2 separate regions of the Homo sapiens genome follow, and region 2 is linked to region 1. The links are chromatin loops, found by intact Hi-C in ENCODE. Cell type or tissue: endothelial cell of umbilical vein. All regions are shown on one strand. Links, peaks and the distances in the headings refer to the core of each region. The heading gives the core; the rest is flanking DNA.

Evidence for each region. Hi-C counts contacts between places; a loop is a spot of excess contacts. Peaks named below come from ENCODE experiments on the same cell type or tissue, not always from the same donor. Only the 100,000 strongest peaks of a DNase experiment are listed, where the experiment ranks them.
Region 2: it touches region 1 in a loop (1.9-fold over the local background); 1 of 110 quality-filtered maps calls a loop at or near these places.

Annotation. Positions count from the first base shown.
Region 1 is chr1:196,353,793-196,356,714 of GRCh38, forward strand. All of the region lies in intron 14 of KCNT2 (potassium sodium-activated channel subfamily T member 2), which reads right to left. It overlaps LOC124904597 (LINE-1 retrotransposable element ORF2 protein-like), which reads right to left. Exons shown (of 2, transcript XR_007067045.1): 2 at 1-2,922. Among named protein-coding and RNA genes, the nearest start is that of MIR4735, 230 kb to the right of the region's middle. In endothelial cell of umbilical vein, for the core only: a CTCF peak has its summit at 1,633 (motif pointing right); a DNase peak (open chromatin) is centred at 1,629.
Region 2 is chr1:196,607,657-196,610,578 of GRCh38, forward strand. KCNT2 (potassium sodium-activated channel subfamily T member 2) reads right to left here and starts at 784. Exons shown (of 28, transcript NM_198503.5): 1 at 559-784. The coding sequence starts at 653. RefSeq lists an enhancer at 1,119-1,635. In endothelial cell of umbilical vein, for the core only: no CTCF peak of the experiment used is centred there; a DNase peak (open chromatin) is centred at 1,335; H3K4me3 peaks cover 1,482 bases.

The DNA of each region.
Region 1 (2,922 bases), core at 194-2,693:
TCAATACAGACCTCTGAATGCAGTAAAAGAACCTTATATAGTTTTGTTTTTAAGAGTTTCCCCACATCAGTTTTTCCAAAGGGAGAAATAAAGGATTTAATTGGAATTTCCTGTCCTAGATACAATATTTTGAAGTCTTAATATGTTGCATACTCTGTTCTTATTTCAGGATATGCTGTACTACCCTGTTCAGTAAAGTAGTCCCACTTTAATAAAATAGCACAAAATCTTATTATACTGATGACTTCCTACGTTTTTATGAACCTGTATGTTTTTGTGAAATTCATATTAATAGATGTTAGAAAGTAGAATTTATTTTTTTTAATTTTCATATTTTCTTTATGTATATAAGAATGCCATCACACTAGAGGTAAACTAAAGAAAAGCCTTGGTGTTATGAAGCACTGCCTTTAAAATTGTAAAATATAATCATTAGTGGGAGTCTACCTCTTTCACAGCATTGTTTTAAGCACCTCTACACTGTAATCCTTGGATTTAGTTTGCTAGTACATTTTGTTCTCTTTGATCCTAAATAATGTAGCTAAACAGATGATAAATAATTTACTTCAGATTCACCAAAATTGACACAGATTTTCATATTAGTTACTTTTATATATTTATATTTATTATCAAACTAAGTTATCTTTGCATCAATGGGAATAAAGAGCACCTTGTCACAAGATAACTTTAATATATAATTCATTCTCCACCATGTAGTAAAAGTGTTTACATATATATAACTACAGAAATTTTTGCATATACGTAACTGTAGAAATATTTTGACATTTTTGGGAAAGAATTTCATTCCAGTTTGTACTTAAATAAGATTAATGAGTTAAATATAAATTTCTTTATTGATATTCTATTTTGAAGAAGATAAGAAAATGTATTAATTCACTATATTGATTGCAAGGAGATTTTAAAGGTCTAAAATAAGTCACCAAAGGGTTTAAATCTAATTAAAATTAATGCACTTTATTTAATTCCATAATCTATGGAAATAATGTCCATTTGGTTGCAATCAGTTTGTTGTTTGTATACTTCCCAGGGTGTTTTTTTGCACTCATGAATTACATTATTTCACAATTATTGCAAACTTTATTTAAAAATTAAAATATTTAAATGGTATTACAATTTTGCTTTTACTATCAATGTTAGGAATCCACAGTTTAGCCACTGTAGGTCAAATAAATAATTCTGACAAATCGTAGCCAGTTTCATTGGAAAGGTAAATATAATTTACGGTACGGGGGTATGTGGGGTACACAGAAGCTTCCAAAACAGATGAGTTTACAAAATAAACAGCTAACACATAACTATGTATTATATGAACATTTATTCTTGTAAGTCTGCAGATAGAACTGACTGTACGGATGCAGAATATCTAGAAAGAAAAGTACTTGAGAACTCCAGATAGAAGTAATAAAAAAAAAAAGACACCTTGGTCTACTAGGAAGATGCTTATGAATTCCAATTCTTGAACAGCAGAACTGCCCCAACATTGTAGGTCACCAAGCATCAAATTAGAAATCTGAGTTCTAAGATTAAAAGTTGCAGACACAATATAAAGCATGGTAATCAATTTTCTACCACCAGGTGGAACCGGAAAGCTGTTTGCCATTTTCAGGATAAGAAAAATGGCCATCAAAAGTGGAGAGAATAGGAAAATGCTAAATAGTTTTCAAGCATTATTGACAGTGATCATAAACAATGAACACCATTTTGAAAGGCATCTACTTCAATGAGAAATAAAAAAAGGTGCCAAAGTTAGATTTTAAAAGTTGATTGTACATGAAAGTAGCTTAAATTCACTGCCCTTAACGTTGGTTTCTCCTTCAATAACTCTCAACGGGTTTTTTGAAGTGTTCATTTAATTCCTGTTACCACCACACACAAAAAATACCCTAAAATTGTGTTAAGACTTTTCATCTACTTTTTAAACTGTCAGGTGAAAAAATAAATTCACTTGTAATACTGGAGCTGCATTCTCAGCTCTTTAACTCCATTATTAAATAAGTTATATCTCACTGATTTTCAACTGTTCTACTTCAGCATTAATAAAATTTTATAGCTACATTGTACTTTCCCCTCTCTCACACAGATCACAGCCTGCTTGCTTAGTGAATACCATATGCTTCGCTTCTATTCAAGTGCTTCATGCCATTGTGCATTTATATTACATTGCTATATCTGTACCTTTAGTTTAAAACATTGTAGTGAATTTCCCAGGCAAGATATATTCCATAAATATTAATACTTAGACATGTAGGAACTTACAAAGCTCCTATTGCTGTTATTTACATTTTATCATTTGCCCTTTAAAATAATTATAACTAGGACATTTCTGCTGTCTCTCCATGTTGTCATTTGATTTCTTCTCAAGTAATTAATTCTTACCATAACTAAAAATAATCTTCATTAGTAAAATAAAACCATTAGGGGAAATTTGTAATACATTCCAAATACATATAAAAGCAATATTAAATTTCATCCTGCCCTGCACTTAGTCTGAGTAATTGTCTATTAATCAGACTATTGGTCTGATTTGTGATCACAATGTATTCAAGCTTATATTCCCCAAAGTCCTAACATGGTACCTTACATAGTATGGATGCATATGATGATTATTTATAAAATGACTAAATAAATGACCAAACCATAATAATGTTTTAACTCTTAATTAAATGCTATTTTCTCATTCATAGCTTAAATTTTGATCAAAAAAAATTAACAACACATGCTTCCAAATCCTGAGCTTACTTCAGAGAGTTTTAAGGTATCTCTTAATAATATGTTACCACATTTACTACCCTATTATTGTAGGTACTACCTATTGACCTCCTCCTGTAAGATATAACAGAAAAGAATTTTTTCACAGTGAATTTCCCCAGAGTTGCTTATATAATCATATTGCTATTTTTA
Region 2 (2,922 bases), core at 285-2,784, 250 kb after region 1:
TGTTACATATTTAAACCAATTGTCTACTTAAAACTCCAAAATGTTTAAACAGCATAAAATTTCCAGTGCCAAGTAGATACCTACTCAAGACAACACAGACAAGGAGGAGGTAAATAGACTCAGGAGATTTTAAGTTTCTAATGTGCTTTTTCAAACAACTTGCATGCAATTTTGAGTTTGATTAACCACACCTAAGGAAAAAATGCAAATTTTCTGGAAATGATATTGCATACCATTTGGGTGTATTGTACCTCTGATACCAGCCTTATACACATCCTAGAAAAGCACAGATAGACAAAAGAATAAGCACCAAATGAATGCAATAAATACCTTGCAAGAATAAGAAAAGTGTAAAGAAAAAGAGTTCCTTATCTATAGCAACAGTTATATAGAGTCAAAATGGAGAGACAAATCAGAGTCTCTTTTACTCCCTCCCCCAGCCTAGTCTCCCTCTCTGGCTCCGTTTTCCTTTTCTCCCTCCTTTCCCCACTTCGGCCCTCCCATTTCCGTCTCTTTTTCAGCAATATTTACAGAACAATCCTCCACCACACCACTCACCTGTCGTCGTTTTGCCATCCTTGGTCCCCTAGCAGCAAATCTCGAAACCTGTACCTGGGAGGCAGAGGGGGCACTTCGCTCTCCAAATCAACCATCCTTCCTCAAAGAGTGGGAAACATCAAACAACAAATGGAGGAGAGGAGGGAGAAAGAAAGAAAATATTGCGGAGTACAGGGAGAGGACTAACAAGACGCTGTGGCCGAGAGAGGGATGGGAGAAGGGGAAGGGGACAGGGAGGGGGAGGGGGTCCGCTTGGAGCCGGAAGCTAAGGCTTGAAAGGGGGCTGGCTCCTCTTTCCCGAGGGTGTAATGGGGATGATGCAAACCCAACCCAGGAGCAAAAGTCTGGCTCTGACAAGAATCAACGCTGCCAAGGAACCGCCCCCAGGCTCGGCACCGCCTCTGGTCCCCAGGACTAGGGGGAGGCGGGTATAAAAAGTTACTTCGCCGAAAAAGACGCGCGGTGCCTAGAAAGAGGGGAGAGGGGTGGGAGTGAGCGCCGCTTGATGGTGAAGCACTTTCCTTAAAGGCAGTTGCCAGATCCTCCCAGAGGGCAGCCTCCCGGCTACTGTTCCCTCGGGCGGGCTTGCATCCGGCACAGCCCTGAGCTGGCGGGAATCGGGGGCGGTGGGTTTCGGCCCCAGACGCGGCCAACCCGGCTCTCCCCGCAATCTCCCTGTGGAGATGGAGCTGGAGGCCCAGCCAATGAGACTCCCCCTCATTAGCATAGCACAGTGACGGCACGGGGGTGCCTTGGGGACAACCAATGGGGGCGAGCTAATTAGCGGATTGCGGGGCTCCAGACCCTTCTCTGGGAGGAGGGGGGCCAGGGTGCTTGGAGTGTTCCACTATGCCACGAGCTCCCTCGCTTTGATTGCCTTCAGTCCAGGTGGGCGGGATGAAAAAATTGCACGTTTCTGGAAAGGGAATCCCCACTCTCAGCCCCAGGAAAATCCCATTTTTTTCTCACATTCTGAAAGAAGGGAGGTGTTTCCCTGAACTCGGGGAAAAAGAAGGGCCACCTTAGGCCGCTGAAGAGAAGCATTTAGATGACAGGGAAAGCACATGGAAACGCACTGAGGATTTTACAGTGGTGAGTTGCTGTTACTGCTGTCGCTGCTACTAGCAGCGTTGTGGGCTTCCAGGTGGCCTGGCCTCAGCCTTCGGTCCCCTCCTATTAGTGGTTCACACGGAGGAAGAAGTGAGCCCGAGAGAACAGGGTCTGTTTTTCAGTAAGAACCACTGCTTACATGAACCCTGCTACACAAGCTATGGTTCTATTTGCGCTTACCGTTCTTTCCTTCAAAAACTGATTGCATCAGAGTATATACAGACCGAATACCAACCACCTGACAGCCTGGGCCGGAGGATAACCATATGGCTTCTCCTGCCCTTACTTAAGAACCGCTCTGTGTGGAGGAACAAGCTTGTTCCTTGATAAATGGATACGATGTGAGAGACAATAATCAAAGAACATACAGAGGGATTTGGAAATACCTGTGAGGTACACATACTTCTTCGAGGTGGGGGTCAAGGAAGACATTGAAAATGAACCAAGCCTTCTATATTCGTTCGCAGCCTACTTTAGGGAAAAGAGCAAAGGTGAAGCAAGCAGAGAGAATAGTATGAGTAGAGGCATAGGGATTTTTTAGAATATTTGGCTTATCCAGAAAATAGTGATTAATTTGGCATGATTAATGCTCAGTAGAGGTCATGTAGCAGAGGGTTTATTTAAGAAGCTAGAAATGAAGGAAGAAATTACCAAAACTTGTAACATCAAATGAAATACAATGACTACTGAAACCTGAAGAATAGCAGTTGAAATAAAAGTCATACTGTTTGTCTCTGTCTTCAAAATCCTACTCATCCTTCCAGACCCATCTCAAATTACATATCCTCCATTAGATTTCTTGGTTTTTCCAGCTTCTTATGATGTCTTCTTCCTTTGAACCCCTTTGTTTGAACCCTTCATAACCCATGTGAGTATTTTGCCTGGAATGCTTACTATAACCTGACCCGCTATACGATTATCTGTGCGTTTTTCTTTCAACTCTTCCCCTCTCCCTGTGGCTTAGCTGCCTCTAGCACGGGACCTTCAAAATAGCCACATTTCAACAAATAGGTGTGGAGTTGCATTAAAAGCTATTAAATCTAGGAAATTAAGCATGTTTTTTTCCATCCATGCTTGCACTCCTGTGGTATGTGTTTGTTTATGAAATCATAATTTAGCACGAACTTTTGTAATTACTTTGCTAAATAAGAAAGTAATATTGCTACATTATTAGTTTATACAGATAGAGATAGAGAGAGAGATCTGGTTTATATTTTAGACCTTATCATCTCCTATTAAAATGATTCTATTAAT